Linked DNA regions of Homo sapiens: region 2 is linked to region 1. A link is a loop called in an ENCODE intact Hi-C map of the cell type or tissue named here. Cell type or tissue: ascending aorta. All regions are shown on one strand. Each heading gives the region's core, and the rest is flanking DNA. Links, peaks and the distances in the headings are about the cores only. Region 1 overlaps LOC107985513 (a long non-coding RNA gene). Region 2 overlaps KCNJ6 (potassium inwardly rectifying channel subfamily J member 6).

Region 1 (8,634 bases), core at 309-8,308:
GAAGAAGCATCCATGGGGCCCCAGGTAGGTTCAGCTGGTCCTCTCCTTCTTTCAACTGTAGTTTCAGACTGGAACCCCAGGGCTTCTTCCAAGGGAAACATTCTTACTTATTTCCTTATAAAGGTCCTGCATACCTTTGTTTGTCTCTCTTCCAATCAAACCATTCTTTCTCTCTAATTTCATCGGGTCCAGTATTTCCAAATTTCAGTCCCAGTTTGTAAATCTACAACTCAAGCCAAACCTTCAAAGACTGAATTTTCTAAGTGGTTAGTTATCCTTCTAACACAGAGGGTCTTCCTTCTAACACCCCAGCAGAGGCCGGGTAGCCTAGCACTCAAGATCCTGGACTCTGAAGCTAGACCACTGTGTTTAGCATCCCCTCAGCCTTCCAACTGTGTGACCTTGGAAAGTTACTTGACCTCTCTGTGCCTCAGTTTCCCCACCCACAAAATGAGGCTGACAGCAGACACCACCTAGAATGGTTGTTGCAGCATTACAGGAGTTCACACCTGCAGCACTCGGTGCAGGCCTGTGACAGATCATGAGCAAGTGTTTGCCATCATCTTGGTTTTCAGTGGCTGTTCCCTTACACACCACTTACGACGCTGGGCTAGGATTTCACTTGACTTGTCCAGGTTACCCACCAGGCGGTGTTTCTGTAGCATGGGCAGTAAAGGCAGCATAAATCTAGGCCACACTCACAAATGCACATTGTTAGCACACAAACCCCGTGATTCAGATGCAGGTGGTCTGGGGGCCTGATTTTTAGAGCTGCTGCACTCAGTTTTGTGCTCCTAGGGGGCAGGGACTAGCTCCATCCATCTCAGACCCCAGCCTGCATGCAGCAAGCACCCGCCCCCTTGAAAGTGCTCAGCTCAAGTTGCTTTCCTTCTCCATCTTCTTTAATAAATGATCTTGGAGTGAACAAATGGGAGGCTGACAGTATTACACTAAAATAACAGGAGTTTCTGGTCACCTGAGAAGCACAATGGTCTCTCATCTTCTCCTTACTCCATTAGGAGTTCATATGCCTGCATTTTCCTCATTAAATCTGAGGTGCTTTTCTGAACTCTATCTGAGAAGGAGCTGAAGTAATCAATGAGTGTCTCACACACAAACACATGGAAACAGGTTCTTAGTGAGAGCGGTGGGGACTCTGACTCCAAATTTAATGATTTTTCACTAAAAAGGAATGACGCTTCCCTTCACTAGAAAGCAATGATGTCTTCGGTGGTTGCATCAATGACCAAACATGTATAATAAACTGCTTCTTTGAACTTGAGGACATCTGATTAAGAGATAGAAAGCAAAACAAGCCTTCACAGATGGTAATAGTGCTGGGACACATCACCTTTTGTGAATAACTGAAGAGCATATATTAATAACAGAAATCACATTGGTGTGCCCTTACTGAGGATCGACAAAGGAGAACACGTCTATGTTTTGTGGAAACACGACTGAAGCCTTCATCCAATGACGTTGGCCGGCCCCGCTCTCCTCGTGCCATCAAGCACTCTACGCTGACTCAGTAGAGCAGCACAGCCCTGTGTGTGGAGAGATTCCCATGCACCATGGGAAGAGGGACCAAGCCTGGGCCCTGGAGGGCGCAGCCGGTGCAGTCTGCAGGAGGCTCTGTGTTTCAATAACTGTGGTGTCCCCACACCCCAAGGGCCATCTGTAGATCTGCTGCTCCAAAGTCTCTCACAGTGGCTCTTCTTTGGAGGTCACTCTCCAGTTAAGTGGGGGACCAACTGCAAACTTCTCCCATCAATATGAACTGCAATATGATATTGCAGCAAACAAAACACACACACACACACACACTCTCCCAGAAGCATTTAACAGGAGAAGTGTGTACCTACACATTTAGTCCCAAGATCTCTTTCCAGGCCCTGTCCAGGTTCGTGGTGGAAGCCTGTCCTCTGCACACTGGCTTCCCCAAATCTTCCCATATTCCAGAGCAGGGGAATCCTTTCTCCATCTTTTGGCTCAGATCTACTGCGGAGTGTGGGAGAAATATTAAAAGTAATGATCCTTGATGGTTAAAGCTGCCTTATCAAGTTCCTGCCCCTGGGTTTAAATAAAGTCTCTTTTTCTGCCAGCTTTAGATAAGGATGGAGGGTGAGAGAAACAGACAGAGACAGAAAGAGAGAGAGAAGAAGGGAGAGAGGCAGAGAAGCAAGGACTCTATAGGGAAAGAAAGAGCTTGGACATTAATTCATTTTATGAATATTTGTTCTACTCTTCTTAAGAACAAGGTTTGTCCCAGGTGCCTTGGGGGCAAGAGAGAATTTAAGGGGTGGCAAGGGGCCACTGTCCCGCATCTTGGGGACGTTGTAGGCAGGCAGGTAGAGATGTGCTAAGGTTCCCGGGTCCTGGAGATGCCAGGCAAGTTGGAAAATGCAGAAGAGGAGGCTGGGGTGGACAGGGGTCATTTTGGCTGAAGCTGGTTATGAGAGGCTTAGAAGGTGAAAGTGTCTGCTGTGCTGGGCCCTGAAATGTAGGTCTTCTTGGCCACAGTGGGAAAGGGGAGCCCTAGAGGTCCTTGAACAGTCTGAGTGACAACACCTGGGCTGCCCAGCCCCAAAGGCCAAAACCAAGACACGTCTTTGTCCCAGAGGTTGGGCTTGGTGGCTGCAGCTGTGGATGCTGACCCTTTCATGGGCATGGGGACAGGTGAAAAGCAGGAGCGAGGCAGGCAGGAGTGGGTGCCAGCACCAGCCCACAGCCATGAGGCCTGTGCCAGGCCAGCCTGTGGGGACACTGGGTCCCCGAGAGAGACATGGAAGCTCCCGCCAGCAGGAGACTTGAAGGTGGTCAGTTCTGAAGTCCTCTCCTCCTTAGGCCTGGACCTGGGGACACAGGCTCCAGCCAGCAGCAGGAGCCCATGAAACTCATTTGTCCCAATCTTCTTCCCAAGTCTCAACAGCTTTCGGGGGGTTCTGTGACAGATGCCCCACTTCCAGCTCCACAGCCAGCCCTACGCTAACTCTGACAGATGAAAGGCCTCAGAATCCCCTTCTTCAATTGTACTGCACCCAACTTGTGGAAAGCAAAACAATATTAAAAATACTTTTTAAGAAACTCTAGAATATATTGTCATCAAAGTGATCACGGTTCTGCTTATTTTTGGTCATCGCAACCAATGTACTGAGCCCCCTTTGCCCAGACCCTAGCAGGTCCTGAGTCTCAGCGTCCACAAAACGAGGCTATGGCCCTTGGGGAGTTCCGTGCGGTGCCACAATTGGCCTCTGAGTTACTCTAGAGTGATAAACGCAGCCTTGGCAGTAAAATACCAGAGAGGTAATGAGTGCGGACTCCGTGCTCCCTCCGCAGGGGCAGGTGCGTGAGGCTCTAGCGCCACCTCGTGGGCCGTGGGATTCGTGCCCATCTCCTCCTGGGCGGGAGTTCCTCTGGAGCCAGGAACTCTTTGGGCTCAGGGTGTCTTTTTAGAAAAGCTTCTGACGTTGGTTCTTCTTTAGTGGACCTTCTCCGGTAAAACGGGGTTAACAACTCCAAACTTTTCCCCACCTAAAGGGATTGAAAGGCTGTTTCAAAGGAATTAGAGCTCTGAGACTGCAACCCACAAAACACACAATAGCATATACACAGAGATGCACATAGAAACATAGACACACAGGGACACACACCAGAGATACACACACACACACACACGGACAGGCAGACACAGGGCCACAAACACATACACAGAGATACACACAGAAACATATACACACAGGGACACACACCAGAGATACATACACAGACACACACGGACAGGCAGACACAGGGCCACAAACACATACACAGAGATGCACATAGAAACATTTACACACAGGGACTCACACCAGAGATACACACACACACGGACAGGCAGACACATGGTCACACACACACACACATACATACAGTGATATTCAACAAGGGAAGGGTGCACCCACAGGCTCAGTCTTGAGACCTCTCTCCAGGCTCCTGGGTGGGTTGGGGAAGCTGAGCCTCCCTGCCTGCTCATAGCACACAGCCTCCACAAATCTTGCTCTATTCCAGAGTGAGAAAGGAACGTTAAAACTGATGATCCCTGATGGCCAAGGCTGCCTTATCAAGATCCTGTTCCCGATTCAATAAGAAAAGATGCCTCTTGTGCCAGCAGCAGATAAGGCTGCAGCCCTGGGCGTTCCCAGGAGAGCGAACAATGGAAGCCCCCAGGATGCCTCTATATGAGGTAGGATGGTTACTTGCCCAGTCCCTGCCTGCCAGGCCCTTATCTGGGAGGCGCTGGTTCGGGTTGCACCCTCCTGTGTTCCTAGCGGGGGCTGCTGCACACCAGGCTTCTGAGGCCTTCCTGGTGGGGGTTGGTGGAATGGCGGCGGGGGGAGGGTTTTGACGGTGCATCCTGAAGTGCTCCCTGCACCTTTCCCAGAAAAAGAAAAGGATGCCATGAAAACACTTCACCCTAGACATGGTTTACCCTCGGGAAAGCTGATGTGAAAGAAGTTCCAGGGGGCCAGGGATAGAAAAGGATTTAGAAAGATGAAGGCAACAGACAAACGACACTTACAAAGTGCCCAAAGTCTGCAAGTCCTGATAGTCACAGGGAAGGACATCAGCTGGCGGGAAACCTCACCTTTTAGGCCTGCATGTCAGTCTTGCACTGCTGAGCTGTGTGACCCTAGGCAGGCTACTTAAACCCTCTGTGCCCTGGCATCTCCATCTACAGAATAAAGCTTCTAACAGCATAGGCCTCACACACCTGTGTGGAGACCCCATAAGTCGACAACATGTGTTTACCCGAGGAAATAAATATGGGTGCCCCTTTAGGCCTGTCCCACAGAGTTATACAGCTGAAAGACCTCAGAGTAGGTCCACACCCCTTACCAAGTAATGCAGGCCTTGATTAATTGCCACTTGAAGGGAGGTGGGGAGAAAGCACCCTGTCACATCACAGCTAAATTTACTAAAAAAGAAACTCTTTGCCCACTTATCTTTCGAAAGTGCCTCACAGCAGAGACAGCCCCAACCCCTTCCTCTCTCTCCAGCCTCACCTCTCCTCCTAAAATTCAGTTCCTCCTCACACTCTCAGTGCCTGGCCCCGGCCATGCATTAGATGCCCTGAAGAGCTTTTGAAAAGGACCAATCCCTGGGCCCTATCTCAGGTGTGTCTGAGCATCTGTAGATTTTAGAAGCTCTGAGGAGGATTTACATGCATTTAGGGTGGAAATCACTTGTAAGTAAATTTTTTTAACTGTTCCCTGTTAAAAAATATGAACCAATGGACCAATGGACCACTTATGGCTTCTGCTAATTCTCTTACATATGCCCATGGTACCTTGTTGCAGTATCATTTGTATAATAAAAAGATTGGAGCCAACCAGAAAGTCCATCAATGGGGGGAAAATTAAATAAAATGTAGTTCATTCAGCAATGGAATACTATGCAGCTCTGAAAAATGAATCAGGAAGCTTTCTATGAACAGATGTGGAAAGTCTCCAATGTATAGCATTAAGTGGAAAAAGCAAGACATAATGGTAGTGTGCACGTTCTATATTACAAAAAATGTGAATAAAGGCAGTTTATATTCATGTTTTCTTGGATATACATTTAAAAAACTCTAAAAAGATACACAAAGAATGGTCTAGTAGTCATTATAGGGGGTCTGGGAAGGCAAGAGATAATATATCATATTTTCAAATTTTTGAATTATGAGAACATGTCATTCATTCAAAAATTGAATGTAAAAAGGGTTAAGAAAGAGAATAAAGCAAGGGCCGGGACACATCTCCACTGTCTTCCCATGGCCCTCTCAGAAGTGGATCACACCTGGTGCTAGGCAGGGGGACAGAAATTGCTGTGGCCTGAGCAGAGCCTGGGTCCAGCCAGCATCTACACAGCCCACGTCCTCCCAGGGGAATTTCTCTGTGCTCTGTTTTGAGGGGATGGTCCTGGTACTGGAGTAGCAGAGCCAGGTCCCTGCTTCTTGCATAACCCTGAGGCTGCCCTGTTTGCTCTTCTTGTGTGGAGGGCATTGGCAGAGGCCTCTGGCCTGTAGAACCTTTGTGAGCTGAGCCACAACTCACTTCGAGCTGTTCTCTGCCCTGGCTTTGCTACCCTGAGGTCTCCAGTGCCATCCACACCTTCCGTCTGCCACTGCCAACAGCCACAGGTGATGGATGGGGACCATAATGTGAGAGGAGAATTGTGTACTGGAAATCAGCATGAAGGGATATCCAAAGACCTGGAGAAACCCAAATCACATGGGGATGGGAGAGTGAAGACCCAAGGGAGGGATGTGCGGCAAGACCTGCTCTGAGCTCTGAGGGTGCAGATGTAATCAAGACTGAGTGCTGCCCCACCAGACCTGTAGACGAACTCTCCTTCTGGTGAGGCAGTGAACCTGCAAGCACGGGAAGGTGGTGGTGGGTTGGGTGCCATGGAGGAAATGAGGAAGCAGGAGATACACTGGGGGCCAGGTGGGGTTGCAGGTCTCAGCAGGGTGGGGCTGAGGTGGTGATGGGTGAGGGAGTGAGCTGTGGAGTATCCAGACAGGGAAAGCAGCAAGTGCAAAGGTGCTGGGACAGGAGTGGATTTTGCGGGTCTGCAGGGCAGTCGGTGTACTGGGAGTGGAGTGGATGAGGTAGGACATGGAGGCTACAGAGTCTCAGAACCCGTCAGAGGCTGGTGTGCAGTCAGGTTCTGCAGGGCATTGTTGGCCACTAGGAGGATTACAACTTTTTCTCTTACCCCAAGTGGACTTGAAACCATTGGAGGGTCTGAGGGAAGAGTGATATGGTCAGATGAAGTTTTTAAATCATGTATTTAATTATTCTAGTTGATGTGTAGAGAATGGAATTGGTGAGGGAGGAGAGAGTAGAAGTAGGGGGACAAGTTAGGACTGATGGGAGATTGAGTTGCTCCTTGGCCGTCACAGGATTCTGCATCCTCTGCCTTTACCATGGGCCTTGCCTGCCTCTCCCAGGGACAGAGTGTACCCCTCCAACCTTATTGACTGCGCATTTGGCCATGTGACTTGCTTTGCCTCGAGGGACATGAGCAAAGGCCACATCTGAGCAGAAGTTTTGAGGGCCATTGCCTGGTTGGCTCTTGCTTTTTTCCCTCTGCTCTGAGAAGAGGCATTTCCAACAGGGGGTACCCTCCAGTCCAGGTCCTAGAATGGGAAAGCCTATGGAGCAGGGCTGCCACCGTGGCACACAGCCATGACAGAGGTGGGAGTGAGAATGAGATGGCTGTCGTCGTAAGCCTTGGAGATGTGGAGAGTGCTGACCGACACAGGGGCCCTTGGGGTACCAGACTACAGAGGCACTGCTGGAACGGTGTGAGGTGAGTTGACTTTGTAATGTTTTCTGAACAGCAGAGCTACCCAAATTGGAGTTTGATGTATGGCATTAGGGAGAGTTTGATTTGGTTTAGGGATATGTTAAGTTCGAGATACTCATTAGACATCTAGGTAGAGGCTGGAGTTCCTGGAAAATGTCAACTACAGGTACAACTTGGAGTCATCGTCTCACATTTGCAAACTCAATATATGCAAATGGTATGAAAAGTCATGAGGCTATACGTGATCAACCAGAGAGAGGGTGTAGAAAGAGGTGTCTTCTTAGGACCTGGGGCACTCCAGCATGTGCAGAATGGAGATCTCAAAGGGCGAGTGAGCACTGACCTGGTGGTGGCATAGGCAGGTGCATGTCAGGGAGAGAGAACCTGTGTGCAAATACAAGGAAGGTGAGTGACATGGTTTGGCTGTGTCCCCACCAAAATCTCATCTTGAATTGTAGCTCCCATAATTCCCACATGTTGTGGGAGAGGGCAGGTGGGACATACTTGAATCATGGGGGCAGTTCTCGTGGTGGTGAATAAGTCTCGCGAGATCTACTGGTTTTATAAGGGGAAACTCCTTTTGCTTGGCTCTCGTTCTGTCTTTGCTGGCTGCCAGGTAAGATGTGCCTTTTGCCTTCCATCATAATTGTGAAGCCTCCCCAGCCACTTGGAACTGTGAATCCATTAAACCTCTTTTCCTTTTATAAATTACCCAGTCTTGGGTGTCTTTATCAGCAGCATGAAAACGGACTAATACAGTGAGAGAGCATGACACCTTCAAGAAGGGGGCAGAGGACAAACTCTCCAGCCTGCCTGGGCTCATGCCCAGCACTGTGGCCCTTCTCTATCCAGGAGCCTTCCCTGTCATTATGCACACCCTCAGTCACTGTCCTCTGCTTGGCAGCACCTCTCTGGACTCACGGTTTGTGGACCAGTTTGTTCTCATTAATCCCACGACTTAAATTTCTAGCACCCATGACACACAACCTTTCCCTCTCCTAACTCAACCCCTTTGTCACTTTCCCCCACTTCTGACGTAAAGGTAACCCATCTTCCCCAATTACAATTTCTTGTGGCCCAGCCTTGCCCCAGTACCAATTTTTAGGAGATGATTTTTGTCACCATAGGTTTTATTTTACTGTGAAAGGCATAAGATTTGTTTGGGGCTCTTCTCTCTCTATGTCCACCTTCCCTGCCCTCAAGTTCACCATGCTCCCCCAGCATGATCTCCAGTCTTCCCTAATGGCTGTTGGCTCCACTTCCCTCCAGCACTCTAAGAGTTATCAGCCTGCAGAATTATGA
Region 2 (8,634 bases), core at 371-8,370, 680 kb before region 1:
CTGCCGGGGTGGGGCAGGCTTGTGGGGCTGAGCCCTCACCCTGTGGGATCTGACACTGCCTGCAGGTAGACAGTGTCAGAGCTGAACTGAATTAGGGAACACACAGGGGTGTCCACTGGAGAATGACCTGCAGCACTGGTTGTTGTTGGAGAAACCCCAACAGCCCTCTGGAGTCATGGAAGTGTTATCTGTTGTAAGAGTATAGTACGAGATGCGGAGTTTGTTTCTTCCTAGGTCCTTATGTATAGAAATTCAACATTTTTTTTTGTGTTGATCTTGTACTCTACAACTTTTCTGAATTTGTTTATTGGCTCTCGTAGTATTTTTGTGGATTCTTTGGGGTTTTCTCTGTATAAGATCATGTTATCTTTGAATAGAACTAGTTTTACTTCTTTCCAATTGGAATACTTTCTGTTTCTTTTTTTTACTTAATTGCTCTGGAGGGAATTGTGTCTTGACCCATTCTCTACCTGTAGTCTAGGAGGGATTGACCCCATCTCTTAAGGGTGATCCCTGCTTGGCTTAAGCAAGTCCATAGAGCTCATCTGCTTGTCCCCAGTGATTGGGTCGGAAATGGCATATGACCTCCTTAAGGACAATGAGATGCAAAGAAATATAGCTTTAGCTTCTAGGAAGGAAGCTTCTCTTTTCTGTGGAAGCTTCTGGAAGAGATCCTGACTCTTCTGCTTGTGAGAAGTTGGGGCCTGAAATGTGGTGGACACTTCTGCTACCATGAAAGAAGTAGTCTAAGGATGACGGTGATGCAGAAGGAAGGGAAAGCAGGAGACCTGGAGAAAAGGAGCTGGGTCTGGGGGTCATCTCAGCGCCTAGGAACCGGCAGCATCGGAAGTCCTCTCCCCCTGGGTTTTTGGTTGTATGAGCTAAGACATCCTCAATTTTTTTTTCTTTTTTCATAAGTCAGTTTGGGTTCTCTGACATCTCTTTTTACTTGAAAATGTTAAAGTTCAAGATACATGGTATATCCTTAGCTTAGTATAAACTTATCAGCTATGGTTGTTTCACTTGGACTTTTTACCTAATCAAAAAGGAAATAAAGATGTAATACACATGTAAGGAGATGGTAGGTTTTTCTCTCTTTCTCTTTTTCTCCCTTCCCCTTCCCTTCCCTTCCTTTCTCTTTCTTTCTTCTCTCTCTCTCTGTTTTCTTGAGATAGGATCTGGCTATGTGGCTAAGGTGGGAGTGCAGTGGTACCATCACAGCTTACTGCAGCCTCGAACTCCTGGGCTAAAGTGGTCCTCCTGTCTCAGCCTCCCAAGTAGCTGGGACTACAGGTGCATGCTGCTGTGCCCTGTTAATTATTTTATTTTTTGTAGAGACAGAGTCTTGCTACATTGTCCAGGCCAGATTTTTCTTTTAAGTGTGGTAAATGCTATAAAAGTCTCCTTTTTACATTATTCTCAAAACGTTTTTAATGAGCAATAATATTCATTATTGAATGCAAAATGAGAGAGAGAAAACAAAGGAGGAGAAGAAGAATTGAGAGGAGACGGGGACAGGTAAGACAGCATGAGGGAAAGAGGAGTGGTGGAAATGGAGCAGAGGCTGGAGGAAGAGGGTTGGGACCTGAACCATCTCTAGGGCTATGGCCGATAGGCCCAGGGGCAGCCTGCTGGAGCTAGGGAAGTGGGTGGTTGTCCATCAGCTTTCCTGGGTGGTCCCATTACTGGGAGGCTTCCATCTCCAGCTGGACTGTCCTGCAGCTTCCTTTGGCTGGGCTGCCCCTGTCCCCTCCCCCTCTTCCAGTCCTGTTTCTTTCCAGGAGCCGGCTCCTTGGAGCTCATCCATCCTCCTTCCTGGGGCTCCAGGCTTCCTTTTCTCAGGGATAGGATTTGTCTCTCAGCTTCAGAAATGAGGGTGCATCTCAGAGCAGCACTTTTCCTGGCCCAGTGGCTGGGCTCACTTGTGTCTGTGTTGTGTCCAACTCACTCATCACACACCTGTTGTGGATAGGACACAACACAGGGACACAGGGATGAGACAGAAATGAGGACACAGGCACTGACATGCATAACCAGCAGACAGATGGGTATGTTTAATTTTAGAGGTGTGTTCAGAGTTAGAGGGGGACAGGGAAGGGAGGGATTCTCTAGGCAGGACTGAAGCAGGGAAGTCTTTACAAAAGATGTGCTGGGCTTTGAAGGATGAGTAGGAGTTGATCAGGCAAACCAGTGGAGGAAAGAAGGGGAAGGGGCTCTCATTGGGGCTCATCCTGGCTGCACATCGGAGACACCTGGAGGAGCCTTGGGAGAGAAGATGGCCAAAGAGCAGGGAGAGCTGATGCTGTTCCCTCAGGGTTTACCTGTTTGCTTCCATGCTGTGACTTTGAGCCCTGTGATTTCCCTTAGTGATGACAGCATATCCCAACCATGTGAAGTCTAACTGCCCTCTAGCCAGTGTAAACAGGCTATTCTGGAGTGTGGGGCCAGGGGAGAACCTTCAGATCCCTGAAATATGCCCCAGATATGGTTTGCGGAACTCAACGGCATCTTTTTCACCTTCAACCCAACCTGTCCCCAATGTCAGCTCTCAGCTGAGTTACTGCAGCAAACCTTTCCCCAGTTACTGGCTGCTATCTGCACATTGTGTGACCAACTAATCTCTGTTTGCCTGGGACTTACCCACATTTAGCATTGAATGTCCCACATCCCGGAAATCCCTCAGTCCCAAGCAAATGAGGACAGTTGGTCATCTACAGCTCACACGCCAACCACAGCCATCCTTTCAAAATGCATGTAATGTCATGCCACTCTTTGCTCGACACCCTCCAGGGCTCCCCTCTCAGAGCAAAAGCCACACAAAGCTCTCCCTGGCCTGGTGCCTGTGACCTCACTCGCCTCCTCTCTGCCCACTCCCCTCCTCACCCACTGGCTCCGCCGAGTCAGGCCTCCTTGATGCTTCTCCAAGCTTCCTTTCACCACAGGGCCTTTGCATGCAGGTCCTCTCTGCTTGGAACACTCTCTCCCTGATACCCACAGGGCTCACACCTCCTCTCACCCAGGATGGATCTAGTATTAGCTCTGCAGGGACAGCTTCCCTGACTCCCCTATACCTCACGTACTTCACCCCCTCCAGAGCCGTGATTCCTTTCCTTTCTGCACGTCTCACTCCGACAGGCTTACTTTCTGGTTTAGTCTTTCTCTGCTCACTTGGATGTAAGCTTGGTTTACTCATGCTGTGTCCTGACTACCTAGAACACTGCAGAGCGCATAGCATGAGGGCAATAAACGACGAATGAATAAATGAATGAATGAATAATGAATGAATGATTGAATGAAAGAAATCTGGACAACTTACTCACTTAGGGTGGCTAAGGAGAGGTAAGGGCTGCTTTTCCCAGACAGCCCACCCTGCACTGCCCCTGTCCCCAAGCCTTCCAGGTGGACTCATGCAGTCCTGCTCGGAGCTCCTCTGCTGCTCCGGGTTTGACTCAATCGACACCCTTCGCACCACTTTCTAAGTGTCTCCTTTGGACTGGGCCCTTGAGCCATGAGCTTTCTTTTATTTAATGTGATATTCCCAGCGTCTGGCAATGTAGCAGGGGCTCCGTTTTGAACTACTGGCCTGTGCAAAACCAAAAGTCTTTCCTTTAAGGATCTGGAGTTAATATGATGGCTGCGTCTCAGAGATGTAAAGGCCACACAGATGAGACCTCAGAGAGGAAGGAATCAAGTTGGCGGGGATTTTTCCGCGAGTGGCTGCATTGGCTTTAAGAAACTGCGCCGGGCTGGGCAGCCGACGCACCGCTAGGTGGCGCACGCGCTCGCTGCGTCTTTCAGGGCTGCAGGTACGGTGCGGGTTTCTGGTGCGCTGACCGCGCTGGGGATGAGCACCACTGTCATCGCGGGGACCCTCGGGCTGCGCCTCTGCCCCTCGGTCCCCAGCACCCCTGGGAGGAGCTGCTGCGATGACACCCAGTCCCTGGGCGCCGCCGCATCGCCCTGCCCTGAGCGGAATTCTCCGGCCCCAGGAGAGGCCGTGTGGCCATAAAAGGGCTGACCTCCTGATTCGGACTCCGCAGGTAGTCACTAGGGGCTTTCGCTGCTCCTGGAAGCAATTTCAAACCAGCAAGCAGGCTCTTATAGACTCTTACACCAAAAGAAGAATTTGGAGGTCCACCCCTAAACAGTCCATCACTGTTACATTGACTCCCAAATTCCTATGCTAGAGTTACCTTAACGGCAAGCCAGACCCCTGACCCCAACCCATGTCAATAGCGGGGGTGGGGGTGGGGGTGGGGGTGGGGTGCGCCGACCCTGCTGCGCTTGTCAGCTTCTCTAACTGTGGCTTGGCTCCTCTGTCCTCATGTGAGCTCTGGACCAGCAATACCTGCACCCTTGCCAGCAGGTTGCAAATGCAGAACCCAGACCTCCTGAATCTGAGCCTGCATTTTAACAGGGTCCGTGGGAGATTCGTGGGCACCACAGAACTGCAGGAGTGCTGGCGGAGGGCAGGGCTGAGTGCGGAAAGGGAGATGGGCAGGCCCATGGCGTGGGGACTGACCTTTGGCACAGGGCACGTCTGAGTGCAGAAAGGGAGGTGGCAAGTCTGTGGCTTGGGGACTGACCTTTGGGTCAGCGGTGGAGAGGAAGGGTACAGGGGTCCTTTCTCCAGGAGGTGGTCCTGGCATGGGCCAGGTGTGAGTCCCGTGACCTCCAGAAGCACATGGTAGGACAGGCCGGGCAGGCCAGGTAGGCCCTAAGCTCCATCTATTAGTGCAGGAGGGAGGCCCTGCACTTTGCTCACCACTGAACTCTGCCGCCAGCCAACACCAGGCACCTGATGGATCTATGTTGGGTGAAGCAATGAAGTGGACAGCCCAGTGCCTTGTGGAAGGGACACCAGGGAGTGCTGAGGCCTGTGGGTGGGCGTATGAGGTGCAGGGCAGCTGGCATTGGCCTGGGGGCTGTGCTCAAAGACAAACTCCATCCACTTCTGGCTGTGCACAGGGCCAGCTTGGGGAGGTAGCAAGTGGATGAGCAAAACCAGGGGAAAGCAAGGCACCAGCCAGAGCTGTGTTCTCAGCAGGGTTGTGTTGGCCCAAGTGGGGACAGCAGCCATGTCTGGAGACATTTTTGATTGTCAAACTGGAGGGGGTGCTACTGGCACTTAGAGGTAGAGGCCAGGAATGCTGCACACAGCTTGCAAGGCGCAGGATGGCCCCTGCAACAGAGAGTGACCTGGCTCCAAATGCCAATAGTGCTGAGGTTGAGGAACCACGAGAGAAAGCAGCAGGCTCTGCAGGCACTGGTGGAGATTTCTAGTGCCAATAGCTCTATGTCCCCTTCCCCACCTCCACCAGTCCCCATTGGGACCTGAGACCTTATTAGGAGTGACTACAGTGCTGGTCCCAGTTGACTAGGAAGAGGGCTCCTGGTCAGGCTGACGTTGCACTCAGGAGTCTAACTGTCCAGTGGCAGAAATCGATAATTGGTTCCAGTTCCTCTCCCCAGGTGCCACGATGCTGGCAGTGCCCACCACTCTGCTGGCCTTGGACTGCAGGACTGGTCCCTCCTGTGGCTTGAGACAAGCTCCAGCTAGTCTGCTGCAGTGTGACAGCCTGGGGATGGGGAGGGAGAGGACTCCGGTACACAGCCTGGGAGATGGCTTTTCCATGGCAACAGCTCAGTTCCTGGTAGGCAGCCCTCACCTGCTCTGATCCTGCCACATATGTGCAGCTCCCTGTGTTCCATCCAGAGATCAACTTGGCCAAAAGAATTTATTTTCAGTTTTTTGGGGAAAACCAATAAAAACACCTCCAAATAGCCCTGCTTTGCCAGGAGTACCAAATCCTTGGGTTTGCAGAAATACTAACGAGTGCTTTTATTTGACCTTTCCTTTCTTCTCCTTTCCCTTTCTTTCTTCTTCCTCCCTTTTTGTTGTTGTTTGTATTTGAAATTTATGCTTTATGTTTCATATGAGTTCATCATGATGGGGCTGTTTTCCATAACATTTTTCTTTAGCAAATTTCTTCAAAGTATGTGTTAAAATTATTTTTGTTTGACTATTGCATAAGCTCCAAGAGATCAGAAACTGTTTCTCTCCATCCATTTATCCATTCATTCAATCCATCCATCCATCCACTTCCTCACCCATATACCCACCCACACACCAAACCATTTGTCCATCCATCCATCCATCCACCCACCTATCCACCCACCCATCCAGTCATTTCAGTCATCCATCAGTTCACTCATTCACCCATTCATCAACCCATTCATCAACACACCCTTCTGTTCACTCATTCATACAGCCAGCCAACAATCCATTCATCCATCCATTAATTCATTCATTGGCAAAGGCAAGCATTTGGAATTGCTGCTCTTTGCCTAGCCCTACAAAAGTTCTTACTGTCACAGAGATATTTCTCTAGTGGAAGGCTAGAAATTCACAAAACAAAGTGTTAAATGCATTTGAGTGTTATGCACAAAGGCCCTATGGGGCCAAACAGAAGCCGGCTAACTTGGCGGGTGGTGGTGTCAGAGAAGATTTCAAAGAGGATGGGACCTATTAGGAGAGCCTTGAAGGATAAATGCAGGGCAGTGGGGTCAGTAATTATCTAGAAGCGACAGCTAGTGAGTGATTCGTTGGGCTGCTGAAGTGAAGATGGGGACATGAGATGATACTGGTCAGGTAAGGTAGCATTGTAAAAGGACTTCAATGATGTCCAAGGAATTTGCATGTTATCCTGTAATCCTGTAGACAATAGGAGTTATCCATGAATGTTATGGTCGGTGCTGTTTTAGAGAGAAACTTCTGGGATTGTATAGAGAGGTGGGGATGCTCTCCTAAGTGTCTTAACTGATTGGTTTGAAAACTCTTTTCTGGGGTCATAGGCTTCTTGCATAATTCCCAGAAATACCCAGAAAGCCTCCATGATAGGCAGTGGTGCCTGGACCTGCAGCTCTGAGGGAAGGAGCCTGGAGGAGAGGACTACCTGCACTGAGCAATAACCCATTGATGAATGGATTGATGAATGTATGGGTGGGTGGATGGATGGATGACTGGATGGGTGGACAGATGGATGAATGGACAGGTAGATGAATGAATGGATAGATGGGTGGATAAATAAATAGAAAAGACTACAGAGCTTTGTACATGTGGCTGAGAGACCCACGTAAACTCAGGGAGCACCTACTGTAGTGGTGAAGCATGTAGCTGTTGGAGCCAGTCTGAGGGGGCCAAATCCCAGCTCTACTGCTTACATGGTTTAAAACACAGGCACAAAATATTTGATGCTCCCTCTTCAAGAGATGGAGCCTACGTTCCTTCCCCTTACATGTTGGCTGGATTTAGTAACTCATTTCTGTTAAATAAAGTGGAAGTGATGGTGTGTAACTTTAGAGACTAAGTCTAAAGGGTGCTGTGGGTTTTCTCTTTCTCTCTGGAATTGTTTGCTTTGGGGAAAATTAGCTATCATGTTGTGAGGACACCAAGCAACTTATAGAGATGTCCACGTAGCAAGGAACTGAGGCCTCCTGTCAACAGCCATATTAGTGTATCATCTTGGAAGTGGATCCTCCAGCCCCAGTCAAGCCTTCAGATGACTGCAGCCCCAGCCAACATCTTGATTGCAACCTCATAAGTACTCAGCTAAGTAGCTCCTGAATTCTAGATCTACAGAAGCTGTGAGACAATAAGTGTTGGTTGTTTTCAGCCACTAAGTTTTGGGGTAAATTGTACAGCAAGAGATAACTAATACAAAAGCTATGTGCCCTTGGACAAGTTAATTCACTCTCCTGTGCCTCTGTTTCCTTACTCATATAATTAGGGTGGTAATAACAGAATCTACATTATAGAGGAGCAGTAAGGATTTTGTGAGTTAATACGTGTGAAACACTTAGAACAGGGCTGGCATGCAGTAAATACTCAATGAATGTTAGTTATAACTACTGTTATTGATAATTGCATGATCTCAGGCAAACACAGAAAGAACAGGGAAGAAATAGAGTGCTTGCTGAATGAAGGAAAGGTGGAAATCAACACTAGTCTTAACCATTTGTCATGTACTGTCAATCCAAGCTCAGCCCAAGGGTTAGTGTGTTCATTGGCCAGTGGAAGTTTGACTGACCTTCACCGAGGGGGCCTTCTGTATGGTAGGGATTACACTCAGCCTGGCACTCTGTTTATCTCTCTAAATCCTCAGGGCCACCTTTTGTATGAATTGGTGTATCACATACTGTCGCCTTTCTAGACATGGTTGGAAAAATCTTCAACATTAACCTGGAAGAGCTTTACCAAACATCTTCGTTATTCATTTTTGAAACAACTGAGAGTATCCATGGTCACTGGTGCTCAGGGATTCCCTATGTCAGCAGAAGGGCTGGATACCATTGTGACCATTTTAATTAAAATTCTTATTTGACAAGAGCCAGATATTTGTATGTATATCAATGGCATAGAGCAAATCATGCCTTTTTTCCTGTCTCTCTGATACAAAAGTGAGATTTATAGATCCCACTCATTCTCTCTCAACTGGTTTCCTCTACTGGCTAGGAGTATATATGAACAACAGCTTGTTTTCAACTATATTATTTACTCATTTTTTACCTTTTGGAGTGAAAAAAGGTTGTAAAGTTCCATCTCAGTGCAGAAATTCCTGAGGAAGAAAGCCC

What was found. Peaks named below come from ENCODE experiments on the same cell type or tissue, not always from the same donor. Only the 100,000 strongest peaks of a DNase experiment are listed, where the experiment ranks them.
Region 2: it touches region 1 in a loop (6-fold over the local background); 31 of 110 quality-filtered maps call a loop at or near these places.

What each region holds. Positions count from the first base shown.
Region 1 is chr21:38,352,846-38,361,479 of GRCh38, forward strand. LOC107985513 (a long non-coding RNA gene) reads left to right here. Exons shown (of 2, transcript XR_001755040.2): 1 at 1-24; 2 at 1,213-3,089. Among named protein-coding and RNA genes, the nearest start is that of LINC01423, 11 kb to the left of the region's middle. In ascending aorta, for the core only: a CTCF peak has its summit at 3,368 (motif pointing left); a DNase peak (open chromatin) is centred at 3,366; H3K4me3 peaks cover 520 bases; H3K27ac peaks cover 3,035 bases.
Region 2 is chr21:37,671,629-37,680,262 of GRCh38, forward strand. The region is part of intron 3 of KCNJ6 (potassium inwardly rectifying channel subfamily J member 6); the gene reads right to left. All of the region lies in intron 1 of KCNJ6-AS1 (KCNJ6 antisense RNA 1), which reads left to right. Among named protein-coding and RNA genes, the nearest start is that of KCNJ6-AS1, 160 kb to the left of the region's middle. RefSeq lists an enhancer at 3,427-4,326. In ascending aorta, for the core only: a CTCF peak has its summit at 3,768 (motif pointing right); a DNase peak (open chromatin) is centred at 3,773; H3K4me3 peaks cover 523 bases.